Regions from separate parts of the Mus musculus genome. Here all the other regions are linked to region 1. The links are chromatin loops, found by intact Hi-C in ENCODE. Cell type or tissue: left cerebral cortex. All regions are shown on one strand.

Evidence for each region. Hi-C counts contacts between places; a loop is a spot of excess contacts. Peaks named below come from ENCODE experiments on the same cell type or tissue, not always from the same donor. Only the 100,000 strongest peaks of a DNase experiment are listed, where the experiment ranks them.
Region 2: it touches region 1 in a loop (2.8-fold over the local background); 3 of 42 quality-filtered maps call a loop at or near these places.
Region 3: it touches region 1 in a loop (4-fold over the local background); 11 of 42 quality-filtered maps call a loop at or near these places.

The regions. Positions count from the first base shown.
Region 1 is chr9:86,445,883-86,453,882 of GRCm38, reverse strand. It overlaps Ube2cbp (ubiquitin-conjugating enzyme E2C binding protein), which reads left to right. Exons shown (of 10, transcript NM_027394.2): 2 at 1,873-2,069; 3 at 5,030-5,120. Among named protein-coding and RNA genes, the nearest start is that of Ube2cbp, 15 kb to the left of the region's middle. In left cerebral cortex, CTCF peaks have their summits at 1,982 (motif pointing right) and 4,083 (motif pointing right); DNase peaks (open chromatin) are centred at 2,594, 4,091, 4,895, 6,190 and 1 more place; H3K4me3 peaks cover 389 bases.
Region 2 is chr9:86,199,850-86,207,849 of GRCm38, reverse strand. No RefSeq gene overlaps it. Among named protein-coding and RNA genes, the nearest start is that of Ube2cbp, 260 kb to the left of the region's middle. In left cerebral cortex, no CTCF peak of the experiment used is centred here; DNase peaks (open chromatin) are centred at 2,639 and 4,148; H3K27ac peaks cover 60 bases.
Region 3 is chr9:85,838,866-85,846,865 of GRCm38, reverse strand. Tpbg (trophoblast glycoprotein) reads right to left here and starts at 4,014. Exons shown (of 2, transcript NM_001164792.1): 1 at 3,911-4,014; 2 at 1-3,215. The coding sequence starts at 2,886. The coding sequence ends at 1,606. It overlaps LOC115487186 (a long non-coding RNA gene), which reads left to right and starts at 3,186. Exons shown (of 2, transcript XR_003948199.1): 1 at 3,186-3,268; 2 at 3,651-5,524. In left cerebral cortex, a CTCF peak has its summit at 4,849; DNase peaks (open chromatin) are centred at 4,706, 5,194, 5,403, 6,961 and 4 more places; H3K4me3 peaks cover 2,852 bases; H3K27ac peaks cover 570 bases.

The DNA.
Region 1 (8,000 bases):
GTCCTGGGTAGCTTTAAGGAGGGTGTGGCCCCTGAATAATAATAGTAAGAATGCCCCAAGACACTGAAAGTGGAGTCTCTACACAGGACATTCTCACTTCCTTTGTCTGCCTCTTTACTTTGGTGCTCAGTAGTATGGTATAGGCTTATCTAGTTTGATTTTCTTTCTTTCTACTCTAGTCCTGATGTAGTTTTCTCTCAAGCAACCTTATTGTTTTGCCTTTTAAAAACATTCCAAGGAGTGTGTACTGGTTACGTGGGGCAGGGCATGCCTGTAATCCTAACACTTGGGATTTAGAAGCAAGAGCACCAGGAGTTCCCGGTCATCCTCCATTACATAGCTGAGTGTGAGTCTGGACCGGGACACTTGAGACCTTGTCTCAAAAAGCGTGCATGTATGCATGTATAGTGTGTGTGTGTGCACAACTACACACTGGGAATCTAGCCTAGGGCCTTGCATATGCCACCAAATTAAATCCCCAGGACTTCTTTTTAAATAGAAAATTGTCCTTCTAGACTAAGATTTGGTGCTCATTACTATTGGAATGTCATTTCTTTTAGACTTCTGGCACATAGATGACACTGTTGACTAACACACAAACATTCATTCCCACCTATTTATATCTCTGTAGCTATGCACATCCTAAACCATGATCTCATAGAGGTATCCCTAATTCTAGCCCACTGCCACAGGTCCATTCTAGCATCCTCCCTTTGTTTCCATGTAACTGTATTCTTGCACAGTATAAATCCCGTCTCCCATTAGCCTCCTGATGTTTATCTCCCTGGTCAGTCTTCTATGCAACCAGGCTTCCGCTGGCTCTTTCCTGTTCCCTCTTCTCCCCTCTACATGCTGCAACCTTCTTATAGACCAAGAGTCTTCTTGGAATCTATGGGTATAAGTTCTAACTCCCCACAGAGGTGTTGTTCGGAGGCAGGGCCTCTAAGAGATCTTGAGGATGGAACCACTAAGATGAGTGAGATGCAAGCAGAAGGAGACCCCCCCCCCCAGCTGCCTTCCTACACATCATCTTATGGAGACCGTGTGGTTCATGGAACAGCCAGTCAGATTTACAAGTTCAGCTGAAAAATCAACACAAGAAAACTTACATCTGTGTTGAATGTGTGTGTAAACTTTCCTCCCGCGCTGAGATCTCCTAAGCAGTACAGTTGAGGACTGTAGACACACAACCCGATGTTTTGGGTGTTATGTGCAATGCTGACAGTGTGTGTGCACTTTAGTCAGCTCTGTGTAAGTGGTTGAATTTTTCACAACTGAGAAGATTAGCCATCCGAAGCAGGGGCAGAAGCAGGGGCAGTGGGGGCTCAGGTTACCAGTGGTGTTTTGGGGGGACATTTCTAGGTGCCAACTGTGCTTCAAAAATACTGCAGTAGCAAGGTGGACACCAAGCTATCTCATGGCTTCTTTTGGCACAGCCTGTGAACTAAGAACTGGCTTTTTTTTTTTTTCTGTTGTTTGGGGCGTTTGTTGTTGTTTGAGATAAGTTCTCACTGTGGGTCCTAGGCTGGTGGAGAACTCAGGAAATATTTACTCTCTGACTTTTTACAGAAACCTTGCTGACATCTGTGACTTTTTATGACAATCTTGATTACCGGCTAAGCAGTACTTTGATTTTCTGACTTTAATGCTGTTCTCAGAAGCAAGAGTTAAAAACATGACCTGGGAATCTCACGTGGTGATGGCTGCAAGCCCTGCCTGATCTAACCTAGTCCAGCTTGTCTCCCAGGGTCTGTTTCTGTTTTCCTGGGACAAGGATTTTAGGGTCTCTATGCTGGGTTAAGGTTTGGATTTTGTAAGCTTTGCCTTTCATCAGAGAGAAGTCGTCACTTGGCTTTTATTTTGTGTCATCAGTGGGCCAGATGAAGGAGGGATGCACCTGGACATTTCCATAACGCCCACCTCTCTTTTGGTGAGAACCCCTGACGGCTGCACCGAGATCCGACTTCCAGCAGGGGTCAGACTTGTACCTTCCTCGTGTGGCGGGCTGCAGTATATCAGTGGCGATGGTTTACATCTGCGCTTGCGGGTCCAGGCTGAATCCAGCCCACGTGAGTAGGAGCGGCACTCCTGGAGGGCTTTGACGTTTTTTTAGTTGAACTTTTCCCAGGTGAAAAGTTAGGCAATCAATGACCTGGAGGGGTCGAGAGATTCCAGGGTCTGGAACAGTTCTGCCAGTTAGCAGCTGTGTGCTGTGTGCTGTATCACTCTCCTTTCTCAAACCTTCATGTCTTTCTTTTAACAGTATGTTTAAAAATGCGCTTTAATTTTTAGGGGATGTTTAGCCTTGTCGCAAATTTGAGCAGAAGGTGCAGAGATTTCCCCCAAACTGCCCAGTTCGTTTCTTTAACCATAAATGTCCGGCTCACGGATATGAGGATAAAATTATAAAGCTGTTGTATGAAACCTGGTTGGTTTTAAAACACTGCATAGATATGTTTTCATTCAGCAGACAGGTTAGCTTCTACGAGGTGTGTGTGAGCCGTTTGATATGGGTGCTGGAAACACAGATGCCCACAAGCCACATAGCTGTCTGGTAATGTGGAGTGTGTGTCCTAGTGGGCGGGAACAACAGATGCTGAGCAGATAATTAAGTTGGAAACAGCACAATGCTGTGGGCACAGTAACAGAGTAATGCTGTGGGGAGTGACTGAGTTTCGTGAAGGCCACCCTGAGGGCGTGACAGTTTGAGCAGTAGACATTATCCCGGCTATGAAGAGACCATTTTAGATGGAACAGTACAAGTAGAGACATAATATAATATTGTTGTGGTTGGATTGTGGTTGTATACAAACTCAAAATGCATCTCGATGCAATTAGGTAGTAAACCTTTTCTTTTTGTAAGCTCTCATGACTTTTTTTTTTTTTTTTTAAATTCTGCTCATTGCATTTCTTACAATGTGCTATAATAGACAAGGCAGACAGCATTGGAAGGAACCGTGTTGATGCTTCGTGTCAGAGAAAGGCTTTGCTTGTGTCTATGACACCCTGAGACCTTATTGTTGAGCCATCTGTAGGTACTTTATCAGAACTATGTAGAGTCTAGAGGTGGGGACAACAGGATTGTCCCAAAAAGCCTGTAAGAGACATGAAGCTATCCCCTGGCTTTGGAAAGACAAGAGAAGATGGGGGTGGTTGGGGAGGGGGGGGGGGATGTTACTCTTTTTTTTTTCTTTTTCTGGCCTAAGGGTAATTTTGCTAATTTCTGAATTAGTGAATGGCTAAAGTATGCAGAAACAATTTTAGAAACAAGGAACAGGAAAAAGAGATGTCCTGACATGCTTAAGTGACATCTGATAAACACCTGGAATGACATTGAATCCTGAAAAGGAAAAAGTAAACAAAAATTGTTCCTCTCCCCCAGCTCCCCCACAGCACGCAGGAACTTCCTGTTGAGTTTGGAAACTGGCAGAAGGCAGGCACGAGAGCCACCTTGTTCCCTGGGACTCTGATGGAGACCCTCAGGGACATAGAATTTGGGTTTGTTGCCTAATCATAGTCTGCAACTGAATTATTTTCAACATTTTCAGTTAATGAGCAACATTTAATATTCTAACCATGGACAAAATAAATCCACTGCTGTGTGCTGGTTTGTGTATTGTTTGTGTTTGTTGGACTATTTCTTTGTGTTTTTTGAAACATTTTGTTCAAATACCTGAAAAGGGAACTTTCAAAGCCTGTTCTCTGGTGCATGAAGATCTGTGTAAAGCAGGTTCCTCCATCTTTGATTGCTTTAGTGCTTTTTGCATAATAGGTGGGGGCTAAGCATTTGCTGCATGAATGACAATCAGGTAGGTGAATACTGGTGTGCACTGGAATCTAAATATTGTAGGAAGTAACTTGAAATTTTTAGCATTAATTATGTCTCAGGGTTTTCAAGCGTTGCGTTTTCAGCTGTAAGACCACGCTTTCCGGAGCAATCATGATACACATCACCCTGGCACACTACACCGTTTGGAGGTTAGTGTAGGTGAAGTGGTGACCTCTTGTGTGTGGAATTTGACCTGGGGATACATCTTTCCCAGCAGCAATGCTTATCCAGGATGCCACACGACCCAGTGGCCAGCAGAGGGCAGTGTTCCACTGGAAACGGATTCATTCTGGCTAGCCCGTTGGAGGGCTCACCTAGGTCCTCGTTATCGATGCTCCGCATTAGAGAATAATACTGTTTATTTAACCTCCGTGCAGCAGGGATTTGTGTAGACACTTAGAGATTAACTGCAGAGTTTTTTAATTGCCAGGACTTAAACTTTCTGGCATCTGAAAAGCATCTTAAACTACACACAAAAGAACAGCAAGTGGATTCTATTCTTCGCTTCTAATAACTAGGACTTCATTAATTCAATTAGGTTTTTTTATAGACTAGTAATACAGTATTTTTTTTTACATAAAACTTACCTTCATTTACAAATGAGACATCAGGAATGAGGGGAACAGCTATCCACTGCAGCTGTGTGGGAAGTCCATGTGTTCCCATAGCACCCAGTATCTCCCCTCCCTCTCACACCCATCTCCCACAGCTTCAGCAGACACTGCATTTTGCTCTTGGGTGAGGACACTCTACAGAGCTTTGCGTTCCTTAGGTCTGCTCCACAGAGACCCGTCTAGCCATTCATTTTGCTTGCTCATACTGTGTAATGGGCAGGGGTGGACATAAACCGTAAACATAAAAAGTGAGAAAGCCAGATTGAACTTACATGTTAGAAGTCCATCTCTCCTCATTGTTAATATAGAATTTACTGTATTTATGGAATGAGAGAAGGAACTCACCAGTATGTTCCATGGTAATCTAGGGCAGCTCCTGGCTCAGGAATTCTAAGCAAAATGTCTTTTGTTTTTGGAAACACTTGGCAGTGTTTGCTTCTGGTTGAGTCATTGGATAGTTCTAATTAAGCCTACACTTCAGAGTAAACCGTAAACAGCGTGTATTGCTGGTAATTTATTGTGCTAGCAAACTCTTTAAATATGATAATTTGTTCCAAACCTCTAAAACTCTGTTGATTTCCTTCAGAGCCGATTTCAGTGTTTAATCAAAGCTTGCAAGCCCAAGAATGTTGCACCTTTTATTGCCAGTCCTGTGGTGAAGTCACGATAAAGGACAGGTAAGGAATGTGTCCAACCCTGATTAAACTGTTTCTGGGAGTAATTACCAAGGGAACTGTGGAGGGCCTTAAAGTAAGAGCCGACTTAGTGTCACTTGGAACAAAGTGAAGCCCGACTCTCACCGTGGTGCTGGAGCGGAACGGGAGTCTGGTCTGAGGGAGGAAGCTGGTTATGGTGGAAGAGCTGGGCCCGTCACTGAGCAGAGAACCATGGAGTTGATCTCCTGTGTGTCCCTTTTGGTCTGAGGGTGTGTGAAGGTTTCCACAGAAAGTGAAGTTTCTACCTGTTAGAAGCTGTGCAGCAGGACTTTGTTATCTGTGCTAGCTCAGTCAGGGCTTTTCTAAAACCCATTTCCTAGCTCCCCTGCGTGTAAGATGGAGCATACGGAGCACTCATTAACCTTTTCTCGGTGATTAGGTTAATCTTGTAACCGGCACTGGTGATGTGCCATAATTACCCTGTGGAGAAGGGAAGGACTCTTAGCTATTTCCTCAGCATTCCCATTTCCCTCTTCCTCAAGTGAGCTTTCCAGTTTCTTGGGCACAAATGCTTCCTCTGAATTTTCAGCTTCTAGCAACGACTCACGTGGAAGACGGCTGAAAGCATTACTGTTAGCGGTATTTAATGGAAGCATTTGGTGTTCTTTGATGGCTTTTCTAAGTCAGGTGCCTGGGACCAGCAAGGGATGCTTCCTTTCTGAAGTCTGCTCCTTTCTCAATGTCCCTGGCGCTATAATGCCAGACCTTTGCCTGGTAGATGTCTTCTGTTCCCCATACAGAGTCATCAGCCACTGTGGCCGTTCATTGCCTTTAGAGCTGAAGTCACCTGCCTTTGCCCACTGTCTCCCCACCTAATGGCACTTAGTCAGCAGCTTTCTGCCTGCTCAGCCTGCTTCTGGTTCTGCCCTGTGCAGATGCACCCCCCCCCCCCCCACCACCACCGAGTATGTCTTCTGAAGAACAGTTGTTCTTCCTGGATGGAGCCCAGGAATCCTTTGCCTACCGCAGCAGCTCTCCGGTCCTCCCTCCCATTTCAGCCTCCTCCCTCCTTGCCAAGCTTACAGGTATCACACGGGCCTGGTCATGAGCATGTGTTCCATACCTTTGCCGGGTTTTCTGAATCCTATCTTTACAGGATATCCCTAACGTGAAGGCTACTCCCTTTCCTGAATGCAGCTCCCTTTCCTGAAGGCTACTCCACCCTCTCTTCCTCCCTGGTTAGTCACCACCTGCTAACTCAGCTGACATAGCATTCGCTTGTCTTGTGATGTAGCGAGCCTTGTCTCTCTCCTGGGTTGCATCAGGTACTCTCCTGAGGTTCCTTTGCCTGTCTACGCACGCTGGGCTTGAAGAATGGGAAGAGCCACACTGACTTCCGTGTCCTTTGTTCCTGCTTTCTTGATTGTATAGCATAGAGAGGGAGTCAGCAGTGGCAAGGCGTGTTTCCATCCACCATTCACTATCCCAGCGGTCTTGGATAACTTATTATCCAATAAGTCCTTATTGAGAAAGTGTAGCTAACAGTAAGACTTACCTTGTAGTGCTGTTGATAGGGTCTGATGATTCAAGTGGTTCTAGCCATGCCTGGTGCCGGGTAAGCATTCACCATTCGCTGATAGCTATTGCAGTAATCATTCTTACCAGCATCCCTCAGCATCAGGCGTGGTGCCCAGAGAAAAAGTGTGTTCTTAGCGAGTGTTGCTGGGTTGGCTGGAGTAAAGCTAGGTGTGTGTATTTTGGCTTCCTACCAGCTGTTCTTGCTTGCCTCCTGATCTCAGCAGGGTTCCAAGTAGATGAGCTAGCACAAATGCACCCTCAAGATTTAAGGAAGTTGCACACAGAGCATCTTTTTAGTGATTGGCACGAGTAAGAAACGAAGGGGTCTTAAATCTACAGAGAGGAAGTTGCTCCCGATCTGCACCAGAGGCAGATCCACTTCTGAAAGAGCTAAGAGATCTCCGTATATCCTGGCCTTCTCTCAATCTGTCCCAGGCTCGGGTTTAATTCTCAGATGAAGTTTCTGAAATGTCTCATCCCGTGCCACATGCAATATGCAAGTTATGGCCGGAACACTTACATTCTTGGTTGGTGCTATGACAGAAGAAAAATGCTGCTCTACTATTGCCTGGTATTTGCGCTTTGTTGGGAAAGGGCCTCACTATAGTGCCTGTCTCTCCTATCCAGGACTGGGACCATCTGCTTTGTGTCAGACCTGTCTATGATTCTCCAGTTGAGAATGGGGAGGTTGTGGGGCTGATGGTGAAAGACAGCTGTCTTTCTCCTTGACTGTCAGGGGGTGTGGCATTCTCCCCACCTGAGAGTGGAACACGGGTATGAACTTTGGCTTTCTCACTGAGAAGACAGAGAGGATCTGTTTGTACCACCTTAGCTTCTTCTAGCCAAAGCCTTCTAATAATTCATATTTTCCAAGCTTACCAAGAAAGCTAAGCAATGTAAAATATATAACAGAGGAAGTGCTCAACAAGCATTTTAATCGGTTTTATTGATTCTTTCTCCCCTTTCTGGATTGTTTTTTATTAGTAAACTAGATGATCTTTTATTTTTTTAAAATTTTTTTAAAGATTTATTTATTTAAGCTATGTATATGAGTACACCTTTGCTCTCTTCAGACATACCAGAAGAGGGCATCAGATCCCATTACGGATAGTTGTGAGCCACCATGTGGTTGCTGGGAATTGAATTTAGGACCTCTGGAAGAGCAGTCAGCGCTCTTAACCACTGAGCCATCTCTCTAGCCCTAGATGCTCTTTTATTAGTAAACCAGCAAATTGTCTAGTTGAATGTCTCTTTGGGGCTGAGGATGATGGTCCACATGTCAGTAGCAGTCAGAGTAAGATGAGGAATGCAGGCCTCCTCCCA
Region 2 (8,000 bases), 250 kb after region 1:
TGAGCTGCATGCACACCTCCACACATGTCTTCTCCCTAGCAATTTCCTATGTTGTGATTATCTGGACTTTTAGTTCTGGATGACTATAGCAGTTATGTATGTGGCATTATTCATAGCATTATATGTCATATCTTAGATGAAATGCCAGAAGCAATCCTGAGCAAAAAGAATCCTGGAGGGAGTGTTATTTGAGACTTAAAAATATATTATAGAGCTATATTAATAAAAACAGTATGATGTTGGCATAAAAATAGTAAACCAATGGAATAAAGTGGGAGACCCAAACATGAGTACTTATATTTACAGTCACCCAATATTTGACAAAGAAGCAAAAGACATACACTGAAGAAAAGGCAGTATCTTCAGCAAATATTGCTGGGCAAACAGGATGCCCACATAGAGAAAAAAATTAGATCCAAGTGAATCAGAGCCTTGAAACACTAAAATTGATAGGAAAAAAATACAGGCAGTAACCTACATGGTATAGGTTTTGGAGAGGACTTCCTGAATAGGACTCCACTGACCAAGTAATTAATGCCAACAATTGACCATACACACACACACACATACACACACACACACACACACCACACACACACACACACACACACACACACACACACACACACAAACAAACACATGCACGCACACACAGATGTGCATATACACTTATACTTTAAAGGAGTTAAGACACTTGGGTTGTCAATGCTCTCAAAAACCACTATAAACAAACAACGACTCAAGTAACAGGCACGCAGGTACGAGAAACCTTTTAAATGACTGGTTATGGTAGTCCAAGTGACTCTCAAAGCAAGTAATAACAATGTAGCCAGGGGTTGCCTCTTAGGGCCTGAGGGTGGGTTCCTATTGCTGATTCTGTTCAAGTCATATGAGTTGAATGACTTGAACAGAATCTGACCTGAAAGCCTCTTTCCAGTGGTCTAATTTCATGGCTCCAGAACATGCAGTGACAACTGCCAAGGGAAGGAAGCAATTGAACAGTCTTCTCAGCTGCGACATCTATAAACCATCACATTTCCAGTACGGCAAGTTATGCTAAAAGATCATCTTTGTAGTAATGGCAACCAAATGTCTGTGGCAACCAATAGTTGTCCAATTGGACTTAAGGTCTACTTAACAGGAGGGAAATCATGCCTGCTACTAGAAACCTAACCAGCTTCCTAGGGTTAGTGAAGGTATGAACCTTTGAAGAAGAATCTGTCAACTTACTAGACTAATATAATGCTTTACTGCATTCTAGATCTTATCTTTATACCCCATAGATAAGCTATCACCCCTCATGAAGGAAGCTTGTCTGTACAGCAAATGGAGACCATTACAGAAAACCACCATGGGACACAGATCAACAGATCATGAAACTAAAAGCTCCCCACAAAGGTGTCAGGCAATTTCACAGAAGGCTTCTCTTCCCAGCATCTACCCACCTTCACCTCAGATTAAGTTATGTGGGGGGTGGGGCCTTGTAAATCCTGCAACTTCCTGAGTGCTTGAGTCCTGTCAGTTTCCCAAGCTTCCTGAGTCTTGTAAGTTTCCTTAGCTTCTGGAGTCATACAAGCCTCCTCTGCTTCCTCCAGGGGGAAGGCTTCAATCCAGAGGAAATAGATGCACCTTAAAGGATCCGCTATCAGAGTCTAATTCCTATTTCTTCAGTCAGAATCAGGTTGTCTTTCTCCACGAAACATTTGGGACTTTTGTCAGTTTTAAAGTCAGTCATTATAACTCTGGAAATTGCAAGGGACCAACTTGGCTCAGCTGTTCAGCACTCAGTTTCATATTAATTACTTTGATGAATGTTCCAGGTCTCATCTCTGTTTTTTATATTAGTTGACCTAGATCTTGGAGTTGCATTGGGAAATATGGTTTTGAAATTCTGTTTCCTTTTCTTTGTAGTTGCCCATCTGGTCTTTGTTCCTGTGGACTTTCTACTGATTTGTTGTTGTGGTTGTTTTTAGAGACAGGGTTTCTTTGTGTATCCTCGGCTGTCCTGGAACTCACTTTGTAGACCTGACTGTCCTTGAATTCATATTTACCTGCCTCTGTCTCCTGAGTGCTGAGATTTAAAGTGTGCACCATCACTCCCCAGCAAATTTTTTTCCTTATGGGGAGTGTAGTAGTTTTATTTAAAACAACCTAATGACTTTCCCACCACACTAGTCAGTCACAGAAAAGGAGCAAGAGTAGTTGATACAAATACTTGGTATTTAATCTTGTATCTTTCATGCCTTAAAAAAAGTGGCGATCAATTTGAGAGGAAGTTGGTGGTGAGGGGACTGGTAGGGTATGGAAGAAAGGATGGGGAAGGGAAAAGGGATATAGTTATATTTTAATTAAAAAGATCCCTAAATGGTTCAACTACAGTCAAAATATAATCTATGACCATTGGCAGGGAAACAGTATTTTGTCTGTGTGCTGCATTAAATTACACTATTTTTTTAATTGTTTTAATTTGCTTGTATTTCAGTGGTTTACAGTTTTCCCATTTTGTGACTAATCCCACAACAGCATGGATATCTGTGAAACTCAGCCACCCATTCAGACCAGAACATTGGCACTTTCCAGTCTTCAACCAGAAGGCTGAGCAGCAGGCTCTGTTTTTAAGTTAGCTTTCTCAGTGTCTCCTAGACCCACACATTCTGTTTCTCTCTGGTTCACGACTAGCAAAACATGATCCTTTCAGGATTTTTTTTTTCTTGCATCTCTCCAAGAGCAAACACAGAGTCTAGGATTAAATAAATCTCTCCAGTTTGAGCGTTCGGATGTAAAGGGCACAGATGATCAGAGTAAATCAAACTTAGGCTGACATGACTTTATTAGATTAGAAACCACTCATTGATTTGCAAGGGACCATTTGCAAGAGATTGAAGCAAGCTGTGCCAGTGGAGAATATAGCCTACGTAGGGAAGAGTACAGCTTGGACAGAATTAACACTTGCCTTTGAAAATAAGGCTTGCATGCTGGGGAGATGGCTCGGTCAGGAAAATGTTGGCTGTACAAACCTGAGGACCAAAGTCCAACCCCCAACACTATGTAAAAAGCTTGTAATCTCAGTATTGGAAAAGCAGAGACAAGTGGATCCCTAGGACTTGGTGGCCATATAGCTTAGGCTAATTGGAAAGCTAGCTTATGCTAATCAGAAAACCCTAGGTCCCAGGGAGAGACTCGGTTTCAAAAAACAAGGTGTACAGTTGTGCCAATACATTTTAATGGGTAAAAGTGCTTGCCACAAGAACCTCATGATTTGGGTTTGACCCCAAGTATCCATGTGTTTATGGAAGGAGAGAAGTGACTCCATAGTGTTGTCTTCTAATCTCCACACATCAGCTATATAGCACACATGCAACTCTTGCTCCCAAATAAATAAATAAAAAGCTACAGCAACACCCCCAAAACAATGTCTCTTGAGAAATTACACTTGAAGCTGACTTCTGGCTAAAACACACATGTGCATGTCTACCCACTTTCACATGCATACATGCATCCTTCCATGAACACACACACACACACACACACACACACACACACGCACATAGTCATACACAAAATACATTTCTCCTGGAAATTAACTTATGAATGAGAATAACACTACTATTATTTTATAGAAGAGCTGCAGTTGCAAAGTTCTGTGTAGTTGTTTCCACTTCATGGTTATGATGTTTTCCTTGTTATGTGTGGTGCTGTGGGAAATGCTTGACATGACCATTTTGTCTCCTTCCAACCGGACTGAAAGTCCTTTTGCTTTCAGAAATGCACTAGTCTTATCTAACTTTGTAGAGTACATTTCTGCAAGCAAAGATGCCACTGACAGTCACTCTGAAGAGAAATACAAATAGCTTCTGGAAGGCTATTATCTAGAGCCTTAAAACTATGGTTCTAGCCAGAAGTTCCGTACAAAGGAAGATGGTTTCACATCTGTAATTACGAAGGTGTATATATAGCCCCCAAGTTAAAGCACAGTACTTTCTTTATTCCTTCCGCTTGGGAGAGCGAAGTAAACTTGACACCAGGGCAAGACCTTGTCTATGATACTCCAATGTCATTATGCCTGCTCTGCCCGATTTAGAATCCGATGAGTTGTAGCTCTCTGCACAGTCTGTGGGAAGATGTCTGAAATGAGGTGTTAACCACAAGACGGATTTAGACCTTCAGAGTTTTGTAGCCCTCTTTGTCTTTGCTTCAGTTCAGAGGCACCTGGTGAGATTTCCACATATACCCTTTGCAGTAAAGCTAAAGACTGTCAGGCTGGCTAACAGTTTCCACTTTGAGCTTTAGTAATTTACCAAAACAAGATCCCAAGGATGCGAGTGAGGTAAGCTTGTGGGTACCAGCTTGGTTGTGACTTCTCAGTAGTTATAAACAAGTCTACCATTACCAAAGTCTCTGTTGGTATCTAATGTTGATGAAAGAGCCAGCTGGACAGCCATGGGGCTAGAATAGGTTATTATTAACAGATGTCCTGTCCTGAAATGGAAAGGCTTATGCGACCCTTTCACTAGGAAGTTCTCCAACCACCCTAGGGGATTTCTGGGAACTGTGTGTGGCTTGTAAAGAAGGTGCATCATGAGGGAGAGAGGAAGCTGCCTGAGACCGTTCTCAGCCCATGCACCCCCATCACTGCCTATTCACAATCTTCACTGTTCTTATAGAAGCTCTGCTTTAATATAAAACTTCCCCTTAGCAACGACTGCTCTCTAAAAAACAAAACAAAACAACCCTGTCCATGCTAGCTAGTTTTATATTAATTTGACACAGGCTAAAGTCATTTTGGAAAAGAAATCCTTAATTGACAAAATGTCCCCACCAGATCAGCCCGTGGGCAAACCTGTAGGACATTTTCTTGGTTAATAACTGATATGGGAGGATCCAGCTCATTGTGGGCAGTGACATCTCTGGGCTGGTGGTCCTGAGTACTATAAGAAAACAGGCTGAGCAAGCCATGAAGAGCAAGTCAGTAAGCAGTACTCCTCCATAGCCTCTGCTCTAGTTCCTGCCTCCAGGTTCCTGCCCTGGCTTTCCTTCATGATGAATTTGAAAGCTGTGAAGTGAAATTAATCCTTACCTTCCCAAGTTGATTTTGGTCATGGTGTTTTATCACAGCCAAGAAACCCTAACTAAGACACCGTTGTTGTGTTGTTGTATGCTGATACTTTCCAAACATCTGTGATTCTTAACTTTCAGGAATGAGATCTTCTAGAGGAGGGATCACTTTGATGTTAGGAAGCTCACATCTTTCCAGACTGTGGCTCTGAGGATTTGGGATGGGCAACAAGGGACCATAAGCTGTGTGTACTTACCTTCAAGGACTGAACATGTTTAGCTTCAGGTAGAATGAGTATTTGGCCTACACACTCTTTGGCCTCCTCAAGGCATTGCATTTGTGCAAATGCTCACATATACTCATACTTTTAAAACATCTAAAATTTTTCAGATTAAGCTACCGTTACAGAACTCTAATAATGTGAATAGACTAGTGGTTTTCATCCTTCCTAATTTTGCAACCCTTTAATACAGTTCCTCATGTTGTGGTGACCCCAACCATAAAATTATTTTGTTGTTATTTTTTATAATTGTAGCTTTGCTATTATCATGAATCATATTATAAATATTTGATATGCAGGATATCTGATATGCATCCCCCAAAGGGGTCTCAGTTCATAGGTTGAGAGCCACTGCTCTAGGCTATGGGCTGAGCCTTTTGTGGGGCAAGATATACAGGGTCTCACTATGTGTTCCCTGGCTGTCCTGGTACTCTCTGTGTAGAACAGGATGGTCTTGAACTCACAGATATTTTCCAGCCTCTGCCTCCCAAGTTCTGGATGGAATTAAAGACTTGCATCACCATATCCAGTATATGCCTTGAACCTTTATGCATGCCATACTATCCAGTCCTTATAACACTTTGATATATATATATATATAATTATATATAATATACCGTATATGATTATCTCCAGTTTATAACTAGTAAACAAGCCTATGGGAATGAATGTTATATGTATAATACATAGTTTGTAAGTTGTAGAGCCAGGATGCAAATACAGCTGCTATATGGTTTTATTATGATGTGATTTAGGTAGCAGACTCAAGACTCTGAGAGCTTGTACATTATAATCTTCTATACCATAACACTATTTGTAATTAAAGCCATATTATTATAGGGAGAAAATATTACTCTGGGTGAAGTGGCCCAGTGATCCTGTGCAGGTGACATTGCATTCTCAGGGTGACAACAAGATAAGTCAGGATATAGAACACCCTACTTTAAGAACTCATGGGGGTTCTAAAAGAGAGGAGGGTCCACTTGATTAAGTTCTAAGGTAACAGCTATCCAAACAAAACGCAGAAAACCCCTTATACATCAAACATATTGTTCCAAATCATGGTGCTTTCTCAGCACTGTTTAGTATTACTGTGTGGGCTTTTTTGTTGTTGTCTAAAAAATGTATCCTTATTTTGTATTTATAAAGCATTAAGCACAAGCTGGCTGGCTTGTTAAATATAGGAGCTACTGCAACTATTTCTTTAAAGAAGCAAAAACACTGAATCAGCAGCCATGAATTTGGCAAAGCTGGAGTCACATGCAGACAGCACTTGCTTTCTCTCTTCTCCCATGAAGGGGAATGGCCTCTGGAATGTCCCCCTGAAAGTCACTGCAGGTTTTTCCATTCCTAACCTATCAGTGCTTTTCTTTCTTTTCTCTTTCCCTTTCTTTCCTTCTTTCCTTCTTTCCTTCTTTCCTTCTTTCCTCCTTTCCTCCCTTCCTCCCTTCCTCCCTTCCTCCCTTCCTCCCTTCCTCCCTTCCTCCCTTCCTCCCTTCCTCCCTTCCTCCCTTCCTCCCTCCCTCCCTCCCTCCCTCCCTCCCTCCCTCTCTCTCTCTCTCTCTCTCTCTCTCTCTCTCTCTCTCCCTTTCTTTCTTTCTTTCTTTCTTTCTTTCTTTCTTTCTTTCTTTCTTTCTTTCTTGTTTTTTTTTGAGACAGGGTTTCTCTGTGTAGCCCTGGCTGTCCTGGATCTCACTTTGTAGACCAGGCTGGAATCGAACTCAGAAATCTGCCTGCCTCTGCCCCCCAAGTGCTGGGATTAAATGTGTGTACCATCGCACACCATGATTTTCTTAAATAATTTTACACTATTGAATAAATATATACAGATTTATACAACTGATAGTTTGTATATATTTAAGTAATATTTATGGATAAAATAAATATTATGTGTAATTTATGTGTTTAAAGCTGTGAGCTAGCCACTGTCGAATGAGGAGAATGATGTCAGCTTTTAGTGAGGAGAGCCAGAAAGAAAGTGAATCTTATAGTAGAATTGTTCTCTGTTGCTAAGGAACACGTTTCTTGGGTTGTGTGGACAGATTAAAAAGAGTAATGGGCTGGGGGAGTGTGGTAAAAAGTGTTCAGGGAGTTGAAGTCCTGGATCCAACACCTTGCTCTGGTTCTTGCTAATGGGATGTAAATACACATCCACTACTTGGGCTCCCAGGCGGATGTGTGGCAAGGATCCATACAATGGCTTTGAAAACCAGAAAGTGTTAGTGCCGGTAGAGCATTGTCTTTTAAGAAAAGAAAGAGGATGAGGATGGTGGGAAGTAGGGGAGAGAACTGGAGAAGACAGACAGACAGACAGACAGACAGACAGACAGAAGGAAGAAAAAGAGGATTGCAGGGTAGTGCTCGTCTGTTGCCATGTCCTCCACTCAAACGCAAGTGGGTCTTTGGTATAGGCCATCTAGGTGTTGGTCATGCTCATGTATCAAGGGCCCACAGCAAGGGCTGCCGGGTTAATAAGCCTGTGCATAAGTATTTGCGTGAGTTTTGATAGTCGCTCTCAGTGCATCTGGGCAGTTGACCTCTTGGGAAGAGGATGCCTACCTCCTTCAGGTACCTGGATTCTTCCCTGCTGTACCCAACCTGTCAGGCTTATAAAAAAAAGATGCCATCTACTTCCCAAGAACACAGAAGCATTAATAAGACGTT
Region 3 (8,000 bases), 610 kb after region 1:
ACTTCCTGTTCACTGTAAGTGGCACATGATGGCAGAGGGGTGGCGGGATAGAGACGAGACAAGAGTATCGGATGACAAGAATGTTAATGAGAAATTGCTTTAATTTATACCTAAGTATGATTTATTCCTTATGGAGGTATATACATTTACTTACATGGTGCTCAGAGCTGAGGGGCCTTCTTTAAAAAGCCCTCAAATTCTTAAATACTGAACATAAGAATCTAATAACTACTTATAATATTTGTCTCTAGATACAAGGATGTATCTTTGGTTATTTCCTTAAACACAATCATAATAACTCCAAGAAACACAATGTTCCACTTTGAAAATTTAAAAGCAGATTCTCGAGGCTCTCTGAACTACAATTTATGATCTCTGAAAATACTGTTCTTAATTTGTCTTTTAAGATTTTTTTTACTTCAAAATATTTTAAGATACTTTATTTTCACACATTTATTGCCACCACATGACTCACACTTGGCTCTCAAATTCCATGGAGCAACTTCATTCAGTTTGGCTAATGATTCTGTCTCAGCAACTAAATTAGTCTAGACAAAGTGGCAGCTGTGACATGTTTACCATAAAGGACTCTTCACTATTACCAACCTCCCAATGCTCTTTTAAATAACACATAATGAACACCGTTAACTTGGGGACCTCTAATACTATGACCCTATAAATAACCTTAATTCCACTTAAGCCCTAAAAGAATCCATCATTTCAGAATTCTCTCCAGTCTATTTATATGAAGGCACTGCTCCAGGCTGATTCTCAGCTCTGCTAACTAATAACTCCAGTATTATTTGAATCCAGACTATTCAATACCATTGCCCTTAATCCTCCTTTCAAAATACCAAAGTTAAACACAACATGCTTCTTTTAAGATTCTTTTATTGATTTTTTTTATAACAATCCAGTTTGTTGGATCTCAATGCAGTTTATTTAAAAAACAAAACAAAACAAAAAACCAAAACAAACAAAAAAAAAAAAAAAAAAACACCGAAAAATCTCAGGTCAGTTTCCTATAAACTGCAATCAAAAAGTAATTTAGTTTGTCAAAGAAGTTATCTGAAGTTGCAACTTTTTCTTTTTAATATGCAGAACAGTAAAATGTACGCATGCTCTTGGATGCAGGTGCTCTTATGCACTACAAAGTTCTATGTAAGAGCTTGCTACGGTCTGCAGGCAGTTTGGGGATGCAATATTTCCTCCATCATTTAGGTAGGTGAGGATGAAACTCATATTTATGAATAAAGTACTTTTCTCAAAAAAAAAAAAAAACTGAGGCAGCTTCCGTTGAATGTTATCTGTGCTACACCTTGAACTGAACTAATCCAAGTCCATGCTGCGACTTGAGAGAGAGGAAAAAAAAAAAAAAACAATCCCTCCGCAGGCATCGAGGAGTACCGAAAGGAATAGGGAAAATAAACATGTGCAGTTGTTCATGTCCTTACATTAACAGAACACACCGGGATTTTACATAACAAGGATCAAAGTCAATAGTGTCTACGGTGAAGTGTGGAAGTGGAGCAAGCCTAGTAAAGGGGAAAAAAAAACCCTTAAGTCTACACCTCATGCAGAGTCCTCCTTGACGGGTCCGGTTTCTCAGACATCCGAGTTGGAACTAAGATTTGTTAATCTGGGGTCCGCATTGATTTCGTATCTGTAATGATACCCTTCCATGTGATCCCTGCAGGCATCTCTGATGTTATGCATCCACTTTTTTATGCCTTTACGGTTCAAATACAAAACGAGGAGGAAAATAGCGCCTATCAGAGCTAAAACAATACCTAGGAAGACATAGGAAGTCTGCAGGGATTGGGGAAGGACAGCGTCACAGTCCAGGTCAGAGCTGTTGAGGTCTAAGAGGCCACGATTCCTCATTTTCTCCGGGAATGCGCAGGTAAGCCTGGCTTTATCTGGCACCACCTCTGTCTCTTTAAGCCAAGCCACCATGTCAGCCATGTAGCAGTCGCAAACCCAGGGATTGTTGTCCAGGAACACCTTGACATGAGCCAGGCCGTGCCACTCAGCCAAGGTGGAGTTGTGAAGGACCTTGAGGGCATTGTCCTCCAAGTGGAGGCTTTCGAGGTGTGTCAGGTTGCGGAAGGATGCGTAGGTCAGGCTCACCAGGGAATTGTTCCTGAGGTCCAGGTATCTGAGACTCGGCAGTTGGGCTAGTAAGTCCCGAGGCAGGAAAAGAAAGTGATTGCTGGCTAGCTCCAGGCGTGTAAGACCTCGGAGTGCAAGGCCTGAGCGCAGAGCTGCTGCCACCATGCCTTCGAAGGCCACCATACCCTCGAAGCTCCCGTTCTGCCTCTGATCCTCAGGGGGCACGATGTGATTCAGGATCAGCTCCTCCAGGGGGCTGGGGGCCGAGACGCTGGCGTTGCTGCCCGCAAAGGCGAAGGCGCTGAGGTTGGTGAGAGGGTTGTGGCTGAGGTCAAGCCGGCGCAGACCCGGCAGATGCTCGAAGGCACCTGCACACACTTCCTTCAGGTGGTTGCCGCTGAGGTTGAGCGCCTCCAGGTCGGCGAGCGGCGGCTGGCGGGCGAAGGCGCCCGCCGGGAGCACGGTCATCTGGTTGCCGGTAAGGAAAAGGTTGCGCACGTAAGGCGGTAGATCCGCCGGCACCTCCAGCAGGTTGCGGTTCACGCACTTAACCGTGCGCGCCGCCTCGGAGCACTCGCACGCCGCGGGGCATCTCTCGGCTGGCGGAGGCTGCGCAGACCCCGAGGCCAGGAAGGCTGCCGGGGAGGTGGAAGACGAGGGTACCGAAGAGCTGGGGGCCGACGCGGAGACCCAACCCAGCAGCACTAGCGCCAGCCTTGCCAACCTCAGCCGTCCGTCCCCGGCGGAGGGGCCCCGGGAGCCCGCCCCAGGCATCGCGGCTCGCGGTTCCCCGGAGCTGGGACAGCGCCCGCTCCGAAGACTCGACCGCCTGGGCCCGGCGGGCGCGAGCCGGCCGCAAGCGTCGACGGCAAACTTTCCTCGCGTGGGAGCAGAGGAGGGGACGCCAAAAGCTGGAACTTGGCTAACCCCGAGCCACCGGGCGTCCCCCTCCCGGAGCGGCACCCCGCCCTTCCCTCCAGTGAGTACGCACGGCGGGTCGGGACACGGGCCTTGGCGCTCCTCCTCCCGCCGCAGCTGGGGTGGGTGGCACCTCCTCAACTCCTTTGTTGGCGCCTCTCTCAGGGCAGGATCGGATGAGCGACCTGGGACAAGCGGGAGAGAAGCGTGAGGAGGAGTGACGGCCGCAGCTCCCCGAGTACGAACCAAGTAGTCCCCACACTAGCAACCCGGCCCAAGCTTCTGTGTGCGTCCTTCCTCCCTAGTGGGACGCGGTCCCCACTCCCAGGCGCTAAGCCTACCTCTTCCGGGCCCACACCATCAGGACCCGGGCCACCTCCCGCCTGGCTCCTGCCCGGATTGCCCTCCTCCCGCCTAGAACTTCACGCAGACCCCGCGGTGTCCAGCGAGCAAACTTCTCCTTTTTCCGGATCCCAGCTCCTACCGCCCCGGCCGACCACCTGCCTTCCGGGGTCCCCGCCCCCGCCGCTCCTCCCCCTCCCACCTTGGGATGAGAGCGAAGTTTCGGGTTACGGGACTCTTAAGAGCTTTTTTTTTTTTTTGGTACCTCCTTGGATTAGTGTGAAAAGGGGAGCAGAGCCGTACAGCTGTCGCCTACTCTCGACTCCCCAGTTCCTGGCCACCCAGCTCCCCGATCCCGAGAGGATCCAGACATCTCCAGAAAAACGGAGGGAACCCGCCAACAAAGCGGCCGTGGGACCGTGGGCGGTGTGGCAGCCAGGACCCCCCCCCCCCCGGCTCTCTTCACGCCCTAGTATAGAAAGGAACCCTGGTCCCGCCTCCAGGCTCCAAACCTGGCCGCTCGGTCCCCACTGCTCACCTCCGCACCCCGCGCCTGCAAAGCCAACTCCGAGGGCCACCCGAGTCCACGCGCCTTCCCAGCTCCTGCTGCGGGCGCCGACTCTCCTCTCAACCCCAGCCCCTGGCCCAACCTCCACGGCTGGGAAAAACCAAGCCGGGGGGCGGGGGAGGGCCAGGGCTGCAGGAGAGATCGCCGCCGCGCTGGCCACCTCTGCTGCCCCAGGTAGGGGCTTCAGGGAGGGATACGAGGGGCAACCTAGGCTGGGCGACTCCCCTAGGCGGAGATAAATGAGCAACGCATCCCGAGAAGGTGAGGGATTCCCCTTCTGTTCCCCCTCCCCGGCATCCTTTGGTGGTTCCGTATTTTGCATAGCGTATTTACCTCGGACAGAAACAAAACCGCTGGTGGACCTCTTGGAATTCACGCTGCTTCTGGCACCGCTGGCAGTGAGGAGAGGGATTTAAGCGTGAGCAAAGCAGCAGTAGAAGAAGGAGCTGCACAGGTTACATCCGCCGCGGCAAACGCCTGGGTTGTGAGGGAGATTCAGAAAGTCTCCTCTCTCGTGGCTCGGTTTGGCTGGCAACTTCAGTTTATGAGGTAGTTAGTTAATGCCTTCCTACCTGTGCCGCCCCCGCACGTCTAGGGTAGTTATCAAACTTGTAAAGACAGTCAACTTTAAAGTGGGGGAGGGTTACTGGAAAGGACACTCATTCTTGATTCATTATGGGTGGTTTTTTCCCCCCTCCTCTCAAAATTAAAACCAGAGGGAAGAAAATTGCAGCTAAAACACCCCAGAAACAAAAGCAAATTGCAAAGACGTGAGTCACCCGGAAAGCTCCCTACACCAGATGCGGTGCGTTGTGTCAGCACAAGTCACTTACGCAGGGAGCGCTCGCGGCGGGAGGTGGGCGGGCTGACCTGGGAAAGAAGTTTGTCCCAAAGTCTGTCTCCCAGGGGGCGCTGGCAGGCGCCGGATGATGGATTAGGGAAACGACTGGAATGCTTATAGGACCAATGTCATTAAGTCTGGAGAGAGTTGGAGTCCCGAACGCCCTCTCATTGCTCTCTCAAAAAGTCTTATCTGCTTTTCCTCAGTCAAATTTTCCCCAAGTTAAAAGGTGTGGGTGATTACAGACTATTTCATTTTAGAGAGAGAAACGATAGGAGAGATAAGGCTGGGAAAAAGAAGACCCAGTATAATAAAAGTATCAAGTTAAGGAAGCCGGGGATTGTTCCCCACAACATGCATCATGACTGTGGCGGTCCAATTCTGAGTCTATGGCTGTTTCTTTCTGTGGAAAGATAGTCCACAGAAACACCAGCCAAAATGGCCCAGGAAAAAAAGCTGCAGAGCCTGGAGACTGCAGAGATTTGTGCAAAAAGACAGTTTCATTAATTTGCATCTTCAGCACATTTATCTAAATCCCTTTCTCTTATTTTTAAAAGTGTTTTGCAGTATAAATGTGAAAAGCTTTGAGGGGAAAAAAAAACCGACTCAGAAGCTGAAGTCATATGTATGGCAATCATGACGATGGTTATGTAAACCCATACACGTGCTAAAACTCGTAAGACTGTACGCCGAAAAGGGCAATTTTACTGCCTACGTTTGTAGTAAAGTAAATGGCACGGGAAGAATTTTTCTGATCTTCTGGTGTGGTCTTAAATGGTTCTGTCAAAAGAGCAAGTGCTCTTGTGACCTAGCTTTTTAGCATTAAAAAAAAAAAAAAAAAAAAAAAAGTATTCTCATCTCATCTCAACATATACCTCAGAGGCAAGATACACTGTAGCATTGGGACGATCGTCCTGAATCCTTCCTGTTCAGCTTGCCAAACAAGCAAGCAAACAAACAAACAAAAAAGACTATGAGCTAGTGTGATCTGGGGTCAAATGTTTTCTACTTGCCTAGTCATGCCACTTAATAACAATTACCCAATTTTACTCTGCATATCACAACCAAGATAAATCTTCTCACCAGATTTACCCATGAGAAAGCAGGCATGCTGGTATAGAACAATGTCAAGTGGAAGGTGGAGATGGAACCAGGACAAACTTACCTGCTTTTCATGTCTTCCCATTCCATGTCTAGGCCAGATGAAGAGATTTGTGCAAAGTCTCAATCTTTGGATATATTCAGCCTTCAGCCAAAGGGTGGTGATGAATGCATCCAATACACACACACACACACACACAAAGATGTTACAGACTTAGTTAAAACATGAGATTCTTATTTTGTAACCCAATTGTATGGTTTTCCCATGTGAACTTTATGCTGACAGCATCACCATCCAGGCAGGCCTGAGGGAGCCAAATAAGCAACACACCTGAGTGTCTTTCAGCTTCCCTCTGCAGTTCACAGCTACTTAGAACTAGAAGCAGAGGCATTTATAGCTCCAACACTTACACAGGGACCGCTGTTCTGATACTAAATCTGTAAAATGGAGCCACAAGTACAATTCAAAAGATCTCCACGAGAATTGAGATGGCACTTATCAATACCATCTGTTGTCATTCTCTCTCTAATTAATCTCCCTCCAGTTATCAATTATAATTTATTTCCATAACCATGTTAGTGATAGCAGTACAGGGTAAGCAAAGGTCTCCATAAAGCAGAATATTTAAGAAATGAAAGTACAACACACAGTGTTAGCTTTAATTTCAGTTAAACACTCAACAGTGTGGTGTTACCCACAAGTTCACTTGGGTCTTCCCGCTTTAATTAACCTAATCTAGACAACCCCTCTCAGAGCTGGACAGAGTCTTGTTTTTCTAGTTGATTCTAGATTCCTGTTAAGTGGATATTAATCATCACATCTCCACCCTTTGACACCCAAACACATTACTTCTAAACCTGAGCCTTCTTCCACTTAGCTGCATTGGCACACAGGTACCCCATAATGCAGAAACAGATTCCATCCAACTTCAAAAGGCTGTATAGTCTTTTAACAATCCCAGCTCTGTTTAAAATTCTCAAGCCTGAGATCTCATTTGAGATTCATCCTTTTTGCTCACTCCCTCTCTCTGTAGATCTGCATAAAAGAACTGAGCAGCAGACACACCACAGCTGGAGAATAGGCTGTCTTGGAATTCTGCCTGCCAAATAAATTGGTTCATGACTTAATTCACCACTGCACAAGGTCTTAGGGAACGTGCAGAATTTGACGGGATTCTTGGCCAGAATGTAACAAAAAAAATGCCTCTAGCCCAGCCTTTGTTTCCTTCTGAAACCTCTGTGTGCCAAACCTCTAAGCCTGCTTGTCTTCTAAGTCCCTGCCGGAACAGACCATTGAGCTATGCCTTCAGTATTTGAGGGCTTGTCTAGCCCAAAGTTTCAAATTCTTGAGCATTCCTTTTGTAAACCAGTTCCAAAGACTTGAGGACCAAGGGAGCTGGTTTATTATAGCGGTGATCTCTCACCCAGTTCTCAGTTACTCTTTCTGTTGCTGTGATAAAATTCTGTAACAAACACAGTTTGAAGGAGAGAGGATTTGTTTTAGCTAACAGTCCAAGAGTGCAGCCAGGTGTGTGGGGGGAGGAGGAGTCTTGGCAGAGGAAGATTAAGGCAGGTGCACAAATTGTGTTTACAGTCAGGGAGCACAGAGCCATAAATGCTCAGGTTTAGCTTGCTTTCTCCTTTTTATTCTTCCAGACCCTACCGCATGGATTGGTGCCATCCTCTTCCAAATCCTTCCTGGGTATGCGCAAAGGCTTGTCTCCTGGGTGATTTCAGATCCTGCTAAGGTGGCAATATTAGCCATCACATACTGCAAATACTTTGCTGAGCTATCTCTCCAACCTCTTACTTTGCATATATATTTAATTCTATTTCTTCTACGATAGACTCGTGTGTATATATCATATGCATCACTTACAATTTTTCTTAATTTAAGAATATATTTTATAAAAAAGAGTTAAAAAATATATTTTATGTCTGTATATATGCTATTTGTGTATGTGCGTGTGTGTGTGTGTGTGTGTGTGTGTGTGTGTGTTTGTAGGGGTGCATTCATGTGCAGACAGATATTCATTCACAGGGGTGTGAGTATATATGTGGAATGTGGAGTGCTGTTCATCACACAGTCTCACCCTGGCCTGGAAGTGACCAAGTCGG